Regions from separate parts of the Homo sapiens genome. Here region 2 is linked to region 1. Evidence: read pairs that join two places in POLR2A ChIA-PET (ENCODE). Cell type or tissue: GM12878. All regions are shown on one strand. Links, peaks and the distances in the headings refer to the core of each region. The heading gives the core; the rest is flanking DNA. Region 1 overlaps INCR1 (interferon stimulated noncoding RNA 1). Region 2 overlaps INCR1 (interferon stimulated noncoding RNA 1).

What was found. ChIA-PET counts read pairs that join two places held together with the same protein. Peaks named below come from ENCODE experiments on the same cell type or tissue, not always from the same donor. Only the 100,000 strongest peaks of a DNase experiment are listed, where the experiment ranks them.
Region 2: POLR2A ChIA-PET joins it to region 1 with 6 read pairs; 1 of 35 experiments calls an interaction of 5 or more read pairs at or near these places.

The regions. Positions count from the first base shown.
Region 1 is chr9:5,579,253-5,589,588 of GRCh38, reverse strand. All of the region lies in intron 1 of INCR1 (interferon stimulated noncoding RNA 1), which reads left to right. Among named protein-coding and RNA genes, the nearest start is that of RIC1, 45 kb to the left of the region's middle. In GM12878, for the core only: no CTCF peak of the experiment used is centred there; DNase peaks (open chromatin) are centred at 5,788, 6,098 and 6,508; H3K27ac peaks cover 2,500 bases.
Region 2 is chr9:5,473,789-5,484,124 of GRCh38, reverse strand. The region is part of intron 2 of INCR1 (interferon stimulated noncoding RNA 1); the gene reads left to right. Among named protein-coding and RNA genes, the nearest start is that of CD274, 28 kb to the right of the region's middle. RefSeq lists an enhancer at 1,486-1,987. In GM12878, for the core only: no CTCF peak of the experiment used is centred there; a DNase peak (open chromatin) is centred at 5,714; H3K27ac peaks cover 1,104 bases.

The DNA of each region.
Region 1 (10,336 bases), core at 4,716-7,215:
GATAGGACTCTCAGCTTTCATTTCTCATCAATAAAATGGGGATAATCCTGCCTATCTTGCCAAGGTGTTGTAAGGGGTTAAGTAAAATAATTCATGCAAAACACACCCCACATGGTACTTAGCATAGCACGCTTTCATATGTGTTAATTTCTTCTTCACTTTTATTTGGGCAATAGGCCCAAGAGAACTTAGGGGAAGGATGAATGATAAGTAAGTAAGGCAAGGAAAGGAATGAAAGAACATAGCCTTGGATTGGCAATCTGCAGTCCATTAAAGTCAGCTGGTTCAGGGCATTGTACCCCAGCATGTGAACTAATTTGCATTTTTAATGCCCATCGGCCTGATATCATGGGAATGTGCCCAGCCAATTTGGGAATATCATTCAAACCATCCACAAGGACCATGTATAGCAGAGGTGTCCAGATTTCACCAGCCTTCAGTGGGCCACACTTCTAATTAATGCCCAAATAACTTTCAGCTTCATCCCCTTATGTAACTGTGAGAAGATTAGTCTCTGACTTTTCCCAAAGAATTTCTGGAAATTCCCAGGAATTCTTACCATCTACTAATAGAGCCCCATTAAGAGTCCATCTTGTAATTCCCCAAAACAGAGAACAAGACTATCATTTAACAAAATTTTACTGAAAGAGATGTGGGAAAGAGATTTTACTGAAAGAAAATCATGAGAAGAAATAACAAGGCAGAAAAGAAAAATATAAAACTGGGCCCTGTAGAACATCCCCTACCTTTATCTCATAGGAGGACTATCTCCCCTTTATTCCCTGTCCCTCTACCTTGTGGTAGGGATCAATATTCCTACAGATAACAAGAGTCCATTGACCATGGCTCCCCTTCCCAGACCCCAAGGAAAACAGTCTCAGGGCTGCTCAGTAAATATTTGTTGAATTAATGAATGGTCTTAACCTTCCCATTCCAGATTAAGATCTTGGCTTTATATTTATATGATTGTTAAAATTTTTATTTAGATTTTTTCCCCTCAAACAATCAGTTTCAAATGTAAATTTTGAATCTCCCTTCTATTATACACTTAAAGATCTGTTAAGGGGTAAAAAAAATTTACCTTCCAGATAGGTAATTTTTTTAATTTGGCAACTTGGGAATAGTAGCTTTTCTCTGTCCTTGTACCCAACTTCTTAACTTTAACAATGAAGATTTTATGGGCCCAATGGCCCCAGCCTAAGCTGGTGCACCTTGTTACATAGGGCATTTACTGTTGAGAGCATATTTCTGAGAATCCCAAGATTTTCACTTTTGCATAAAGGCTGACTGAGTAGACTCTGTTATCCTATAATATAGCTTTTAAAACAAATTATTGTACTAGTAGCTAATTGCTCATTAAGATCTAGCTTTATGGGCTAGGCGCAGTGGCTCATGCCTATAATCCGAGCACTTTGGGAGGACGAGACAGGCGGATCACTTGAGGTCAAGAGTTTGAGACCAGCCTGGCCAACACTGTGAAACCCCATATCTACTAAAAATACAAAAATTAGCTGGGCTTGGTGGTGGGTGTCTTTATCCCAGCTACTTGGGAGGCTGAGGCAAGAAAATCGCTTGAGCCTGCAAGGTAGAGGTTGCAGTGAGCCAAGAGCGTGCCACTACACTCCAGCCTGGGCAACACAGTGAGACTCTGTCTCAAAAACAAAAAAAAAAAGATCTGGCTATATTGCTATATACTAACTGTGATAGGTTCTGTAGTTCCTCTCAATAACACTGCCAGGTAAGGTTCGTTATTTTATGTATGAGGAAACTAAGGTTCAAAGAGAACGACTTGTCTGTAGTCATGCAGCTGGTTAATGGCAGAGCTGGATTCAACTCAGGCAAGCTACCTATAGATCTCAGGGCAGGTAGGAAAGGGTTATATTAGACTCAAGTAGGAAGCTTTATGAAATTGCTCCCCACTTCCTGCTTCTCCATGATATTCTGATATGTACCCCAAATGGCTGTGAATCTTTGCAGAAGTCAGTGGTTGTTACTGACCGGAGAGTGAGGAATTATCTTCCATGTTTTGGGGGTGGTAAAAATTCTGAGAACCACCACCACATGTTACTTCTTCCATCTGCCTTCCGCTGCTTGAGGCTTCAAAATAAAGTTGTAAGAAATTCCAGCTCTTTGCCCTTACCAATATAGCCCAGGGTGACTCTTACTTAATTCTGTATATGAGTTCCAGAAAATATAGAACTCTATAGAAAAAAATGTATGGCACTTGGCTGAGATTTTCTGTTGACTTCCCTCCAGTCCTTATAAGATCACTTTTCCCTTACTTGATTGTTGTCCCCCATTGACCAAACCAGCAGGTTCTGGCCACTCCCCTCAGTGACTAAAGCTGTCAGCGTCATTACTAGGGTTAAGGCCCTGTCATGGGCTGCCCCAGCCACACACATATTCCAGCTGCTTTGCCTGTTTTAGTCATCCTGTGACATCTCTTCTTGTTATATAGGATATCATCTATGTAAAAGATGAGAGAGAGAGAGGGCTTCTGTGATCTGCAAACCCTTTGAAGACAAGGCTGATGTTTTACTATCTATCTTGGTGCCTAGTACAGTGCTTAGTACCAAATGAATGATAAAATACATGAGAAAGAACAGGATGGTCTCCTCATGATTGCACTTTCTCAGGATAGGCCTGGACCCTATCTCCATTTCCATAGAAATGGCCCTTTCCCCCAGGTTCTGGTACATGGCCCTGGTTGAGCTAATAAACAGCAACAAAAGAACTTAAAGTCTAAAAATGCTTTGAGGCCTGAAAGAAATTATCTCTGAAGGTGAAGTGTTGAGGTAGAAAGATGGAGAAATGGGGTAAGTGCATGTGCAGGGAAAGGGCAGGGACTTCCCAGCTCACCTCCTGTCATGTCCAGATGCAGCCACATACTTTGCTTACAGTGACTTGTCCTGTGTGGAGGCAATTCTTTGAGGCAAAACTATGCCTTAAAGCCTTAAAGCCCAGCCCAGAATTTCACATCAGCCCTTCTCTAGTCCTGACATTATTCACCAAATAAAAGGCAGATACTTGCTATGTTTTACAAGTTTCTTGTCTGTGTCATCAGCCTTGTTCCATCCTTAGATACAAAGAGGGTTGAAAACAGGATGTTTGAAAACAGGATGTTTGGGTTAAAAAACAGGGTTGAAGAAAAAAAGAATAATATTCAGAAAAGAATGTGGCAAGTGGACATAGTTCTTAAGGAACCCTACAAATGAGATTTGAAAACCTGGCTCATTTCATGATTCATTGACTCAAAGATTTTAAGGACATATTTCAGCTGGTAGAAAAAAGTTCACTTGAGGATAACATCTTGAGAGTCAAGTTGAAGATAAAAGACTCCTGTTTCTGGTATCTCTGTGAAACATAAACGAGGGTACCCTTTAGGACCAAGTACTTCATAGAAAGTTAGAGCTGGAAGGGGATTTACAAGCCATTTCATTTTAGTCTTCTCAGGAAACTGAGGCTCATAGGAGTTAAGTGTCTAGTTTGAAGAATTATGGGATCTTAGAGTAAGAAGATTTGTAATTCATCACCTAAGGGAAGAATACTTTCCAGAGTATCCTGAAAAATGGTAGCTCCAGGCTATGTAGATATATCCAGGAACCAGGAGGTTAACCTTTGATGAACAGCTCTAGTTGTTAGTGAATTCTTTCCATTTCTGGGCCAAATTCTTCTTCAATGTAACTTGCACCCATTGATCTTGGCTCTCATGTCTTCCCTTGATAATTCTTCTCCAGGAGAAATGCGCCCAGCTTCTTCCAATATTCCTAGTCTAGGGGTGGCTTCAAGCCCGATTGCCATCTTGGGTGCTTCCCTCTAGATCTACTCTCATTTATTCATGTCCCAATTAACAAGTCGGGCCCAGAATAGAACAAAATATTCTAGAGGTAGGCTGGCCTAGACATAGTAGGTTCCATAGGACTATTTGTTCCCAGTTCTGAACAGTGTCCTGTCAACACTGCTGAAGTTCTCCTTAGTGTTTTTGTTTTGTTTTGAGACAGGGTCTCACTTTGTTGCCTAGGCTGGAGTGCAGTGGTGAGGTCATGGCCCATTGCAGCTTTGATCTCCTTGGGCTCAGGTGATCCTCCTACCTAAGCCTCCCTAGTATCGGGACTACAAGTGTGCGCCATCACGCCCAGCTAATTTTTGTATTTTTTATAGAGACGCAGTTTCGCCATGTTGCCCAGGCTGGTCTCAAACTCCTGGGCTCAAGTGATCCACCTGCCTTGGCCTCTTAATGGGCTGGGATTATAGGCATGAACCACCATGCCCAACCTCCTTAGTTTTTAAGCAATTGGATTTCAATTCAACCTGCATTTGTACTTAGGGCACATTTGTAGTTTATGAGTATGATACTGTTTAAATTCTTTTCTATTAAATCCCCAGAACTTTTTCATATTAACTGCTAATAAACTGCTCTTCCATCTTAGGTGTGTGGATCAAAAGCAGGACCTTTCATTCTACCTCTTTGGTTTTGACCTCGTGATTCAACCTGGGACTTAATTTTTTTATTTTTTATTTTTATTTTTTGAGGCAGGGCGTCATGCTGTTGTACAGGCTGGAGTGCAGTGGTACAATCTTGGCTCACTGCAGCCTCAACCTCCCGGGCTCAAGCGATCCTCCCACCTCAGCCTCCCAATTAGCAGGGATCACAGGCACACACTACCACACCTGGCTAATCTTTGTATTTTTTGTAGAGATGGAGTTTTGCTATGTTGCCCAGGCTGGTATTGAACTCCTGACCTCAAGTGATCTGCCCGCCTCGGCCTCCTAAAATGCTGAGATTACAGGTGTGAGCCACTGTGGCAACCTGGGATTTTGAAATAGAAACTCTTCTATCCAACTGACTCTCTCTCCCTACTTTATTAATCATCATATATTATAAGCTCATCTTCTATGTTTTCATCCAAGTTACCCATAAGACAGAGGGAAAAAGACAATTTTTTAGTAGTTGCTTTGTCAACCTAACCTCTTCTCTCAACCATATTCACTTACTCACAAGGATATAAATGTACATCTTGTTGTGTGCTGTGATTAAAAATCAATATATTCTATGTCTATGGCAACTCCATGAGCTACCAAACTTGTAACTCCCTAAGCTACCAAACTGGTAACTTTTTTTTTTTCTTTTTGAGACAGGGTCTCATTCTGTTTCCTAGGCTAGAGTGTGGTGGTGTATTCACAACTTACTGCAGCCTCAACCTCCTGGGCTCAGTCGATCCTCCCACCTCAGCCTCCCCAGTAGCTGGGACTGCAGGCGTGCACCATCACACCTGGGTAATTTTTGTATTTTTTGTAGAGATAGGGTTTTGCCATGTTGCCCAGGCTGGTCTTGAACTCCTGAGCTCAAGCCATCTGCCTGCCTCAGCCTCCCAAAGTGCTAGGATTACAAGTGTAAGCCACCATGCCCAGCCCAAACTGGTAACTTTACTGAAAAAGAAATGGGATAAATTAGGCAAGTTACTTAACTTCTATAAGCCCAAGTTTCCTCATCCATAAAATGTGAATATTTGTTCTACTCCCTTTACCAGGTGGTAGTGAGGCTCAACTAGTATAACAAGACATTTGAAAATGCTTTGTAAACTTAAAAAAATTTTTTTTTGAGATGGAGTCTTGCTCTGTCGCCCAGGCTGGAGTGCAGTGGCGTGATCTCAGCTCACTGGAAGTTCCTCCTCCCAGGCTCAAGCAATTCCCCTGCGTCAGCCTCCCAAGTAACTGGTGGGCACTCATCACCACGCCCGGCTAATTTTTGTATTTTTAGTAGAGACGGGGTTTCACCATGTTGGCCAGGCTGGTCTCTAACTCCTGACCTCAAGTGATCTGCCAGCCTCGGCCTCCCAAATTGCATTTTTCTTTCCCTCCCTGCTCTCTTGGGCTACTCCTGTCCATGGGGAGCTCCCACCCACCCTGAATTCCTTTGGGTCTTATGGTCTGGTCCCACTTATCAGTCACTTGATTGCATGTAGCTTTGGTTTTTGTGGTGTATTTCTCCAGCTCACTATACATTCCTCAAACTCAAGGTAGAGCATATCTAATACATACTTTGTATTTCTCACAAGTACACAGTGCTGACTGGGGGTTTCAGAGTCCTAAGACAGAGTCTGAAACACCCTGGGGACTAGATGAGCTGCCTTTATGCCACACAGCCTTGAAAGGGAGGGGACTGTGTCAGGGTAGTCCAGTGAATCACCCTGTCTCATTGATGAGTGTAAGAAAGTAGAGGCTCTGGTCAACCTGGACTTAAACTTTCCATTGTGCTTCTCAGGGGATACAGCTGTAGCCTGCCAGACTGGCATTTTCCCTAACAGCTTTCAAATGTCACATTCCACTATAACATACTCACACACAGAAGCTGTTCTTTCTTTGTCTTCATTTTGAGAACACTCAGAAAAGTTTTTATATTTTGGAAAGACCCCTTTCATTCCCCACCCTTGAGTTTTCTGCCTTCAGGACGTTAGTTCTTGAAGACAACTCCCCAGAGCACTAGTGGAAAGATGCTGGCAGCTCCTCCAATCACATGAACCTCACATGTTCTGACGCAGCTCAGTCATGCATTCTGTGCTGGAGCTGCATGATGTTTGATTAGGCAGGCAGGATGCTGGCAAACCCAGTGCCTTTTCAAACTTTAACTTAGTACACTTTTCTTGTAGTTTCTCTTTAGATTCTCATAAAAACACAGGTGAAAGTTTGTACTTGACATAGGGAAAAAACACAAGTTGTGCATCTAAAAATTCTGCCCCAGAAACATTATATCTGCCATTTATGTGACCTTTTGATTTATAATAAGCAGATGCTGAAATTCTAAAATTTCAAAATATTTTTAAAGAATTGCTTAAAGATTTTTTTTGAATTTAAAATGTTTATTTTTTAAGCTTTTCAAATACAAGAAGAATATAAAGAAAAAAATTACCCATAATCTCATGACATTGACAAAGATAGCCACTGTTATTGCCATTCTAATTTTATAGTTGAGAAAACAAAGGAGAGGAAGAAAGGAAAGAAAATGAGCTTTTAGGGTTTTTTTTCTCAACTTTAAGAAAAAAACTCCTTAGAGGGATCCCCCAAAATTTTGTAAACAATTGACAGATATTCATATTCCTAATAACACATATTGCCAGGAGTACCATTGCTGTTTCTGAACACCATGATGTTTCTTCAGTAAGCTCTACAGAGATCTCATTTCCATGTCACAGAGGAAAACTACTTAAAATAACATTTTATGAAAGTTACTATACTACGTTACAAAACATCTTGTAAAACAGAGAAAAGAAGGAAATTACATACAACCCCAACACTTTAACAAAATCTTATTCATATTTTAGCATACTTCCTTCTGTCCTTTTTTCCCATTCTAAATTTTTTTTAACTTTTATTTTAAGTTCAGGGGTACATGTGCAGGATGTGCAGGTTTGTTACATAGGTAAACGTGTGCCATAGTGGTTTGCTGCACAGATCATCCCATTACCTAATGCCCAGCGTCCATTGGCTATTTTTCCTGATGGTCTCCCTCCTCCTACCCCCGCTTCTGACAGGCCCCAGTGTGTTTTGTTCCCCCCATGTGCTCATGTGTTCCATCATTCAGTTCCCACTTGTAAGTGAGAACATGCAGTGTTTGGTTTTCTGTTCCTGTGTTAGTTTGCTGAGGAGAATGGCTTTCAACTCCATCCATGTCTCTGCAAAGGACATGATCTTGTTCCTTTTTATGGCTGCATAGTATTCCATGGTATATATACACTACATTTTCTTTATCCAGTCTATCACTGATGGGCATTTAGGTTGATTTTATGTCTTTACTATTGTGAATAGTACTGCAGTGAACATACGTGTGCATGTATCTTTATAATAGAAGGATTTGTATTCCTTTGGGTATATACCCAGTAATGGGGTTGCTGAGTCAAATGGTATTTCTGCTGGGTCAAATGGTGTTCTTGTTGACACCACCAGGTCTTATCTCAAAGGTCTAGAAAATTGATTCTGTGAGTAAACTCAGAATTAGACTAAAAAACTGGATCATACTAACCAAACTCCTAAGGGACTTTTCTATTATAAGAAATGCCATTGACATGCATATCAGAAGTTGCTTTAAAAAGTCTATTCCTATAGAAAACCCTATATAAGAAGTCAAATTATACTCAGGTTTCTCAGTAAGCATAGACCATAGATGGGGTGAAGGATGGTGGTGGTGGCTAGAATGATTTTAATGACTAGTGTCAACAAGCTACATGACTGATGCACTCACATAGGAGGAATAGATCTGACAGGTGGTAGGAACATGTGGGCTGGATGGACAGAGACCCTTCTCCATTGGACATGCTGGAGATTCACTAAATATTTTTCCATATTGGCCTCTCTTGCCTCGACTCCATGCACACTGCTTTCAATTCAATTCCATGATAATTGTTAAGTATCTTCTATGTGCGAATCCTTGTACTGGGTTCTGGGACTATAAAAATGAATAAAATACCAGGTCCTCCTCCTAATACCTCAAAGGCTGTTGGAGAAAACTGAACACATATGTAATTATAAAATACTATATAATGAAGGCTTGACTGGTACAGGTGTAGGATATTTGGCCTGATGTCATGTCTGGCTTGCAAAATCTTAAGATCTAGCTTTGCCACTTACTAGCTGTGTGATGTGAGCAATTTATCTAACTTCACTGGGCCTTAGTTTGCTTACATGTTGATACGGTTTGGATTTGTGTCCCCGCCCAAATCTCATGTCGAATTGTGATGCCCAGTGTTGGAGGAGGGGCCTGGTGGGAGGTGATTGGATCATGGGAGTGGAATTTCCCTTTTCTGTTCTCATGATAATGAGTGAGTTCTTATGAGATCTGGTTGTTTAAAAGTGTGTAGCACCTCCCCCTGCTCTCCCTCTTCCTTTCTCAGGCCATGTAAGACCTGCCTGCTTCTCCTGCACCTTCTGCCATGATTGTAAGTTTCCTGAGGCTTCCCCAGCCTTGCTTCCTGTATAGCCTGTGGAACTGTGAGTCAATAAAATCTCTTTTCTTTATAAATTACCCAGTCTTAGGTAGTTCTTTATAGCAATGCAAGAACGGACTAATACACGTGTAAAATAGACAAGACAATACACTAAGTTATGAAGTTTAAATGAGATCATACATGTGAAGCTATTAGAGCAATGTCTGGTGCATGGTATGGAGATTAGCTATAATGGCAAACTTAATTAAACCTCATTTTGGATACCAGCAATGAGACATTGGCAATCTAATGTTTCAAACCCAGCACAAGGAGGAACATGTAGTCCAAACCCTGCCCAGCACTTTAAAACAGACATATCCCATGACAGGCTGTAAATACATTATCAGGAAAGACAACGCACTGAAAATATATTTTGTCTGAAATTTAGAAATATGTCCCCCAGGGGTGTTATATGATAGTGATATTTTTCTTATAATAGACACCTAACACCTTCTGCTATACCTTCTAGTAGAAGTCCACAGATGCATTTGGGCAATTGCAACATCTTAGCACAAAAGATGTCACTTTGATTCACTCTCCACTTTCAGTTCATGTGGTCTGGGTGGAGCTCCAGATGTAAGATATCACTTACATACTCTTTCTTTCAGTGACTGGTTCTGGAGAGGGCACAGCACATAAGTTTTCCACTGTAAATCTCAGGATTTTGCTGAGAATGCTGAGAAAAATACTCTGGCTTTTTTTTCTTGTAAAATATTTGAATCTGAAAGGTTTAATAATCATTGGCATCCATCTTGTAATTATGAGGAGATATCTTGTCTGAGAATGGCATCAACAAAAAGGAAACAGAGTGAAGAAATGATAGAGACAATTTGAATCCTGAAGACATTTGTTAGACCCCCTATACCCAGTTGCACATTTGGCTGCTCAGTTACATAAGCCAACACATTATCTTTTAAAAATTTAAGCCAGTTTGCATCAGGTTTTCTCTCATTTGCAGCCAATGAATTTTGATACAACTTCTACAAAATGTACTTAAAGGCCCGGGTGCGGTGGCTCACGCCTGTAATCCCAGCACTTTGGGAGGCTGAGGTGGGCAGATCACGAGGTCAGGAGATTGAGACCATCCTGGCTAACACGGTGAAACCCCGTCTCTACTAAAAATACAAAAAATTAGCCGGGCATGGCGGCGCACACCTGTAGTCCTAGCTACTTGGGAGGCTGAGGCGGGAGAATGGCATGAACCTGGGAGGCGGAGCTAGTAGTGAGCCGAGATCTTGCCACTGCACTCCAGCCTGGGCGACAGAGTGAGACTCCGTCTCAAAAATAAATAAATAAATAAATAAATAAATAAATAAATAAATAAATAAATAAGTTTATTTTGTCCTATGCTCATG
Region 2 (10,336 bases), core at 4,457-6,956, 110 kb after region 1:
CATTCCCTATGGTGACAAGACGCTAATTTTGTTCAGGTGTCCTTTCCCATGTGACTCAGGGGAAGATGGTTTCATCCCTGGCTCCAGGGTAAATCCTTGCCAACAACTGTCTTAAAGATGGGTATGTGACCTGACTCTGGCCAGTGAGACATGAGATGTGGTCTGCTAGGTGTAACCTGGAACTGCCAAGCTATCTTGCTGCCAGTTTGGGTATAGATCCACCAGTAGGGTAGAACAAAGAGGATCGCAGAGAAGCAGGGACAGGGCCATCCTACCTGTGTGTGTGTATATATATATTTTTTGTTGTTGTTGCTGTTGTTTGTTTGTTTTGTTTTGTTTTATGTGATAATCTTTCTTATTGCTTAAGTCACTGTCAACATCCTATATGAAGTTTGAGAGAGAATAGTAACAATAAATTCACAAAAAAGGAACCGGAGAAACAATTCTATAAAAGAAGCTTCAGTCGATGTTAAAGCTGTGCCATGGGGAAGAGGGAAGAGTAAAAGATTGTTCTAAGGTTTTAGCTCTTGTGACTGGGAATTTGATAAGCCATTATGAGAAATGAGGAAATGTTGGGCATTGCCCATAGTCTCTGTTTTGCCCAGTAAGTGAGCTAATCTGAAGCCAACAGGCATCCCAACAGGGGATTTGCTTGCATACTGCTACATGACTCTACTTCTAACATGTGACCATGAGAGAGATAATATGAACTGCTATAACACTGTGGCTGTGGGCAAACATTCTAGGAAGGCTCAGTTATATACAATACTCATTTTTTTATTAGAGATGTCTAACAAACATCTATATACACTGTATTTCTATTTCCAGTAGAAAAGACATAATGTTTTATAGTGATTATCAGTTTGGAATAAAATCACCTCCTTCTAGAATTCAAATACCCATTGTAGTTTTAGGTAAGAGTGGAGACTCTTTTTGAAAAATCAAAAGCCACTGAATTTATAGTTAAAAAAATTATTTGAAGGCTACATTAAACCCCGTCTCTACTAAAAATACAAAAAAAAAAAAATTAGCCAAGCGTGGTGGCATGCACCTGTAGTCCCAGCTACTCAGAAGGCTGAGGCAGGAGAATCTCTTGAACCTGTGAGGCAGAGGTTGCAGTGAGCTGAGATCATGTCACTGAACTCCAGCCTGGGCAATGGAGCGAGACTCCGTCTCAAAAAACCAAAAAAACAAAACAACAACAACAACAACAAAAACCAAGCTAAATTTTTTATTTAGCTGCTTTTAAAATAATACATAAGGAAGGGAAGATATCCAATACCTAAAATAAATGATACAAGTGTACTTTTATACTTGTGGAAAGTCAAATAACAAATTCAAAGAAATGACAGAAACTTGGGGTGACGGTGGGAAGGGAAAGCAGTGGGAGATAGAGGTTATCTTTTTTTTTTTTTTTTCCGACAGAGTCTCACTCTGTCATCGAGGCTGGAGTGCAGTGGCGCGATCTCGGCTCACTGCAACCTCGATAGCCCAGGCTCAAGAAATCCTCCCACCTCTGCTTCCTGAGTGGCTGGGATTACAGGCGCATGCCACCATGCTCAGCTAATTTTTTTATTTTTTGGAGAGATGGGGTTTTGCCGTGTTACTCAGGCTAGTCTCGAACTCCTGTGCTCACGTGATCTGCCTGCCTTGGCCTCCCAAAGTGCTGGGATTACAGGCGTGAGCCGCCGAGGCCAGCTGAGGTCTTTATTATGCATTGTATAGATAACCACAGGATGGATGCCTCGGTGGTTGCCATGGCATGGATAGGGCTGCAGGTGAGGAATCACAACCTGAAGTGTTGTCACAGCCCCAAGAGGCAAGATTCAAACTCATTAATACTGCTTTAGCAAAATTTTCTAGACAAAAAAAAAAAACAAATGAGCTGATCAATGTAATAGAACAGACTCCATAAACAGATATATACAGGTAGGTAGATAGACATAGATAGAGACATAGGTATAGATATAGTCAACTAGTTTATGAGAAAGGTGACACTGCAGTATAGTGGGGGAAAGGATGGTATTTTCAGTAAATGGTGTAGGGACAATTGAATGTCCACATGAAAATGTATTTTAACTCCTATCTCACACCATATGCAAAAAAATAATTCCAGAAGGATTACAGATCTAAATGTGAAAAATAAAATGATAGAGATTTAGAAGAAAACATGGAAGAAATCTTCATGACCTTGGAGTAGGCAAAGTTTGCTTACACAGGACACAAAAAAGTGCTAGCCATGAGGAAAAAAATTGGTAAATTGAACTATGTAAAGTAAGAACTTCACTTCCTCAAAAGACTCCGTGAAGAGAGAACAGACATCCTGCAGAATGGGAGAAGAGATTTTCAGTTTATGTCTCTGACGAAGGGCTTGTATCTAGAATACGCTAAGAATTCCTACACAATTAGGAATTAGGCAGAAAACCTAATTTAAAAAATGGGCAAATCACTTGAAAAGACACCTCATAAAACTTTATTGACAAATGGCCAATAAATATATGAAAATGAGTTTGACTCCATTAGTCATCAGAGTCATGCAAATTAAAACCAAAATGTGATGTCTCTGCATAGTCACCTAAAATGAAAGAGGCAGAAAATATTGGGAAAAATGCAAGGCAACTGGAACTCCTATGCCCTGCTGGTGGGAATGCAAATTGGTACAGTTTCCAGCAATCCTATACCATGACCTAGAAATTCTATTCTTATGTATATACCAAGAATTCAGCAATTGTACCATCAGATATATACCAAATGGAAAACGAGTTCAAAGATTCACCGAAAGACATATGCTAGACAGTCTACAGAAGTACTAGTGAGATTAGCCCCCATTGCCTAGAAAAACAAAAATATACAGGCAAACAAACATCAGATTGCTTCTGGAGTTGTCCAACCCAGGGAAGTATCAGCTTACTATATATACTGTTCCAATACTGTCAAGTTTTTAAAATCCCCTCATTAACATGACTCGAATAATTATTTAGGGGTAGCATAGTGTAGGGTATAAGAGCAAACTGTGAAGTCAAACTGTGCTCACATCCTGGGGCCATAACTTATTAGTAGCATGACTTCGGCCAAGTTACCTAAACTTTCTGTGGCTTGGTTTCTTTATCTGTCAAGAGAAGATGGTAATAACTTTCCGCATAGGGTTATTGGGAAGGCTAAATGAATTAGTACACGTAAAGAACTCAGAACACTTCCTGACATGTAATATATACTAATATATACATATCATAGCTAATACTATTTGTTAAATCTCTTCCACATGTTCTAGTGCTGTTATGCAGCACTGGGACAGATGGATCTACAAAAATACTATACTTGGATTAGAACCACTGAGGCACCAAAATACATGAACTAACTTAACAAAGGTTTGATAAAATATAATTCAAGTGCTAGAGAGTGCAAAGGTTGAGTTCAAGCTGCCCTATTTTCTGACATTTTAACACTTGGTGTCTGTATTTCTGACAAACACAGTTATTTGTGTGTTTTGTATTGTTTTGTTTTTGGAGGAGGAGGAGCTATGCCTGTAAATCATGATAATATGTTTCAATCTTCATGTTTTTTAAGGGCAGGGTGCATGTCTGGGTCACCTCTGTATTCTACATAATGCTTAGTGGATACAGTAGGCACTACTGTAAGTTAGTTACCATTTATGGTTGTGTTCACCTCTGAAAAGTTAGAAACCAAGGCAAGGGGGTCATTGTTTTGTTATGTCTTATTTTCAATTTGACTAAAGAATAGACAGAATTATTTAACTTGAGTTATAGAAATAATTGCTTTCTACTATAAAGCTGTTTGTTTGAAATTAGCAAAGAATGAGAAGTATCTTTCTCAAAAGCAAAACAAAAATAAGACATAGCTTATCCAAAATAAACATTTACAAATCTCCCCTAAGTAAGTTATGTTACTACGTAAGTAACTTCAGCTTTACAGTAGCTCAATATTTACTGACGTGAGAGACCTAGATGACTCAAAAAGGAACTGATGCCGGAATTTTAAATGTGTAATTTGAAAAAGAAAAGAAGCTCTAGTTAACTTTGACATTAAGAAAAGTTCCAAAATTATTAAGCCTATCACTTTAAATCTTCAAGCTGGCACAACTTTAATTCACAATTATTTGAATATTTAAGATAAATAGAAAAACTATACACTTTAATTTTTAAAGTATTTTTAATTAAAAATATAATTTTAATAGTAATTGAAATTTTTAATAAAAACAAGAATTTTTAAAGTAAACTGGTTCAATGAAGTTAATTTACATCTAAGAAGATTGGAACTCGGGTTTGAGTGACTCCAGGCCTTTGGTGAAATTTCCTATTCTTCCCAAATATATGTACATTTTTTAACTTCTCTATAGTTAGATTTTTTTTTTCCTTTCATAGTCACCTAGAATAAAGCAACTCTTAGAGCAGTGTTTCCTGGCATGTACAAATAGTTCTTTTCTGTTTTATGTGTGTGTGTGTGTTGCAATTTTCTCTTATATGACTGAATCATTGTAATCGAGTTTTTAAGTCCCCAAAGACCTTCAGTGCCCTAGAAAGAGACTATTTGATCTCACATATGTTAGCATTCATAACTTACTCCAAGCTTGCTAAGTCTTGTATTTGCAGAAAGAAGAGATGATTGACAGATGAAGACCTTGCATAAGGTACATGCTCAATAAATGGTAAATATCATTATTAAACTCATAATAAAACCCCATCATTGACAATTGCTTCATTGGTCAAACATTAACTTCTTTTAAAATGGAAATAATTTCGGAAATGTTTAAATTATAATGGGAATAAGTTGGTTTATTATATCAATTTTCTTGAAACTTTGGAAGCCTGGGATAGGAAAAATTCTAAAAACAGGTGTATCTGTCTTAACAAATTTGGCCAAATATATCAATAGAACAAAAGTTAATTTTGAATTTCTCAGCTTTAAAATAGTTAAATAAAGAATAAATAAATAAAATAGTTAAATAAATAAAGACATAAATAGACATCTACACTGCTAGGTTTATTGCAGCACTATTCACAATAGTGAAGCTATGGAATCAACTTAAGTGTCCATCAACAGATGAATGGATGAGGAAAAGGTGGTATATAAGCCAGGTGCAGTGGCATGTGCCTATATTCCCAGCTACTCTGGAGGCTGTGGGTGGGACGATAGGAGTTCAAGGCCAGCCTAGGCAACATAGCAAGACTCCATCTCTTTAAAAAAAAAAAAGAAAGAAAAAATGTGGTGTACACACACACACACACACACACACACACACACACACACACACACAAAATAGAATAGTATTCAGCCATAACAAATGAAATCCTGTCATTTGTGGCAACATGGATAAAACTAGAGGATAATTATGTTAAGTGAAATAGCCAGGCAAAGAAACACAAATACTAAATGATCTCACTCATATGTGGAATGTTAAAAGGTTGATATCACAGAAGTAGAAAGTAGGGTAGTGGTTACCAGAGGCTGGAGAGGGTTGGGGGCATGAGGAGGGGAGATTAGTAGAGATCGGTCAACAGGTACAAACTTATAGTTAGATAGAAGGAATAAGTTCTGGTGTTCTATTGCATAGTAGGGTGATACAGTTTGGCTCTGTCCTCACACAAATCTCATCTCGAATTGTGATCCCCACATGTCATGGGAGAAACTTGTAATCCCCACGTGTTGAGGGAGGGAGGTGATTGTATCATGGGGGTGGTTTCCCCCATCCTGTTCTCATGATAGTGAGTTAATTCTCATAAGAGCTGATAGTTTCATAAAGGGCTCTTCCCTCTTTGCTCTCTCTCCTCTTACTGCCTTGTGAGGAAGGTGACTGCTTCCCCTTCCACCATGATTGTGAGTTTCCTGAGGCCTCCCCAACCATACAGAACTTTGAGTCAATTAAACTTCTTTCCTTTATAAATTACCTAGTCTCAGGTAGTATTTTTATAACACTGTGAAAATGGACTAATACATAGGGTGACTGTGGTTAACAGTATTATACTGTATAACTCAAAATAACTAGGAGAGAATATTTTGAATGTTCTTATCACAAATAAATGATAAATATTTGAGGAAAAGAATATGCTAATTACCCTGATTTGATAATTACACAATGTATACTTCTATCAAAACATTACACTGTACCCTATAAATATGTCAATTATGGAAAATGGGTAGGGAGATTCCAAGATGGCCAAATAGGAACAGCTCCAGTCTATAGCTCCCAGTGTGAGTGACGCAGAAGATGGGTGATTTCTGCATTTCCAACTGAGGTACTGGGTTCATTTCACTGGGGCTTGACAGACAGTGGGTGCAGCCCATGGAGGGTGCGCCGAAGCATGGCAGGGCATTGCCTCACCCAGGAAGTGCAAGGGGTCGGGGAATTCCCTTTCCTAGCCAAGGGAAGCCATTACAGACAGTACCTGGAAAACCGGGACACTCCCGCCCTAATACTGCACTTTTCCAATGGTTTTTAGCAAACAGCACACCAGGAGATTGTATCCCGCGCCTGGCTCGGAGGGTCCCATGCCCATGGAGCCTCACTCACTGCTAGCACAGCAGTCTGAGATCCAACTGCAAGGTGGTAGGGAGGCTGGGGGAGGGGTGCCCGTCATTGCTGAGGCTTGAGTAGGTAAACAAAGCGACACGGAAGCTCGAACTGCGTGGAGCCCACTGCAGCTCAACGAGGCCTGCCTGCCTCTTTAGACTCCACTTCTTGGGACAGGGCATAGCTGAACAAAAGGCAGCAGAAACTTCTGCAGACTTAAATGTCTCTGTCTGACTGACAGCTTTGAAGAGAGTAGTGTTTCTCCCAGCACGGAGTTTGAGATCTGAGAACGGACAGACTGCCTCCTCAAGTGGGTTCCTGTCCCCTGAGTAGCCTAACTGGGAGGCACCTCCCAGTAGGGGCCGACTGACACCTCATACAGCCGGGTGCCCCTCTGAGATGAAGCTTCCAGAGGAAGGATCAGGCAGCAGCATCTGCTGTTCTACAATATTTGCTGTTCTGAAGCCTCCACTGGTGAAACACAGGCAAATAGGATCTGGAGTGGACCTCCAGCAAACTCCATCAGACCTGCAGCTGAGGGTGCTGACTGTCAGAAGGAAAACTAACAAACAGAAAGGACATCCACACCAAAACCCCATCTGTACATCACCATCATCAAAGACCAAAGGTAGATAAAACCACAAAGATGGGGAGAAACTATAGCAGAAAAGCTGAAAATTCTAAAAATCAGAGCACCTTTTCTTCTCCAAAGGAACGCAGCTCCTCACCAGAAATGGAACAAAGCTGGACGGAGAATGACTTTGACGAGTTGACAGAAGAAGGCTTCAGACTACTGGTAATAACAAACTTCTCTGAGCTAAAGGAGGATGTTTGAACCCATCGCAAACAAGCTAAAAACCTTGAAAAAAGATTAGACAAATGGCTAACTATAATAAACAGCATAGAGAAGACCTTAAATGACTGGATGAAGCTGAAAACACATGGCATGAGAACTATGTGACACATGCACAAGCTTCAATAGCCAATTCGATCAACTGGAAGAAAGGGTATCAGTGATTGAAGATCAAATGAATGAAATGAAGCAAGAAGAGAAGTTTAGAGAAAAAAGAGTAAAATGAAATGAACAAAACCTCCCAGAAATATGGGACTATGTGAAAAGACCAAATCTACGTCTTACTGGTGTACCTGAAAGTGATGGTGAGAATGGAACCAAGTTGGAAAACACTCTTCAGGATATTATCCAGGAGAACTTCCCCAACCTAGCAAGGCAGGCCAACATTCAAATTCAGGAAATACAGAGAACACCACAAAGATACTTCTTGAGAAGAGCAACTCCAAGACACATAATTTTCAAATTCACCAAAATTGAAATGAAGGAAAAAATGTTAAGGGCAGCCAGAGAGAAAGGTCGAGTTACCCACAAAGGGAAGCCCATCAGACTAACAGCGGATCTCTCAGCAGAAACTCTACAAGCCAGAAGAGAGTGGGGGCCAATATTCAACATTCCTAAAGAAAAGAATTTTCAACCCAGAATTTCATATCCAGCCAAACTAAGCTTCATAAGTGAAAGAGAAATAAAATCCTTTATAGACAAGCAAATGCTGAGAGATTTTGTCACCACCAGGCCTGCATTACAAGAGCTCCTGAAGGAAGCACTAAACATGGAAAGGAACAACCAGTACCAGCCACTGCAAAAACATGCCAAATTGTAAAGACCATCAATGCTAGGAAGAAACTGCATCAACTAATGCGCAAAATAACCAGCTAACATCATAATGACAGGATCAAATTCACACATAACAATAGTAACCTTAAATGTAAATGGGCTAAATGATCCAATTAAAAGACACAGACTAGCAAATTGGATAAAGGGTCATGACCCATCAGTGTGCTGTATTCAGGAGACCCATCTCACGTGCAGAGACACACATAGGCTCAAAATAAAGGGATGGAGGAAGATCTACCAAGCAAATGGAAAACAAAGAAAAGCAGGGGTTGCAATCCTAGTCTCTGATAAAACAGACTTTAAACCAACAAAGATCAAAAGAGACAAAGAAGGCCATTATGTAATGGTAAAGGGATCAATTCAACAAGAAGAGCTAACTATCCTAAATATATATGCACCTAGTACAGGAGCACCCAGATTCATAAAGCAAGTCCTTAGAGACCTACAAAGAGACTTAGACTCCCACACAATAATAATGGGAGACTTTAACACCCCACTGTCAACATTAACAGATCAATGAGACAGAAAGTTAACAAGAATATCCAGGACTTGAACTCAGCTCTGCACCAAGTGGATGTAATAGACATCTACAGAACTCTCCCCACAAATCAACAGAATATACATTCTTCTCAGCACCACATCACACTTACTCCAAAACTGACCACATTGTTGGAAGTAAAGCACTCCTCAGCAAATGTAAAAGAACAGAAATTATAACAAACTGTCTCTCAGACCACAGTGCAATCAAACTAGAACTCAGGATTAAGAAACTCACTCAAAACTGCTCAACTACATGGAAACTAAACACTGAACAACCTGCTCCTGAATGACTACTGGGTACATAACAAAATGAAGGCAGAAATAAAGATGTTCTTTGAAACCAACGAGAACAAAGACACAACATACCAGAATCTCTGGGACACATTTAAAGCAGTGTGGAGAGGGAAATTTAGAGCACTAAATGCCCACAAGAGAAACCAGGAAAGATCTAAAATTGACACCTTAACCTCACAATTAAAAGAACTAGAGAAGCAAGAGCAAACACATTCAAAAGCTAGCAGAAGGCAAGAAATAACTAAGATCAGAGCAGAACTGGAGGAGATAGAGCCATGAAAAACCCTTCAAAAAATCAATGAATCCAGGAGCTGGTTTTTTGAAAAGATCAACAAAATTGATAGACCGCTAGCAAGACTAATAAAGAAGAAAAGAGAGAAAAATCAAATAGATGCAATAAAAAATGATAAAGGGGATATCACTACTGATCCCACAGAAATACAAACTACTATCAGAGAATAATATAAATACCTCTACGTAAATAAACTAGAAAATCTAGAAGAAATGGATAAATTCCTGGACACATACACCCTCCCAAGACTAAACCAGGAAGAATTTGAATCTCTGAATAGACCAATAACATGCTCTGAAATTGAGGCAATAATTAATAGCCTACCAACCAAAAAAAGTCCAGGACAAGATGGATTCACAGCTGAATTCTACCAGAGGTACAAAGAGGAGCTGGTACCATTCCTTCTGAAACTATGCTAATCAATAGAAAAAGAGGGAATCCTCCCTGACTCATTTTATAAGGCCAGCATCATCCTGATACCAAAGCCTGGCAGAGACACAACAAAAAAAGAGAATTTTAGACCAATATCCCTGATGAACGTCGATGCAAAAATCCTCAGTAAAATACTGGCAAACTGAATCCAGCAGCACATCAAAAAGCTTATCCACCACCATGAAGTTGGCTTCATCCCTGGGATGCAAGGCTGGTTCAACGTAACGCAAATCAATAAACGTAATCCATCATATAAACAGAACCAAAGACAAAAACTATATGTTTATCTCAATAGATGCAGAAAAGGCCTTCGACAAAATTCAACAGCGCTTCATGCTAAAAACTCTCAATAAACTAGGTATTGATGGGACGTATCTCAAAATAATAAGAGCTAGTTATGACAAATCCACAGCCAATATCATACTGAATGGGCAAAAACTGGAAGAATTCCCTTGGAAAACTGGCACAAGACAGGGATGTCCTCTCTCACCACTCCTATTCAACACAGTGTTGGAAGTTCTGGCCAGGGCAGTCAGACAAGAGAAAGAAATAAAGGGTATTC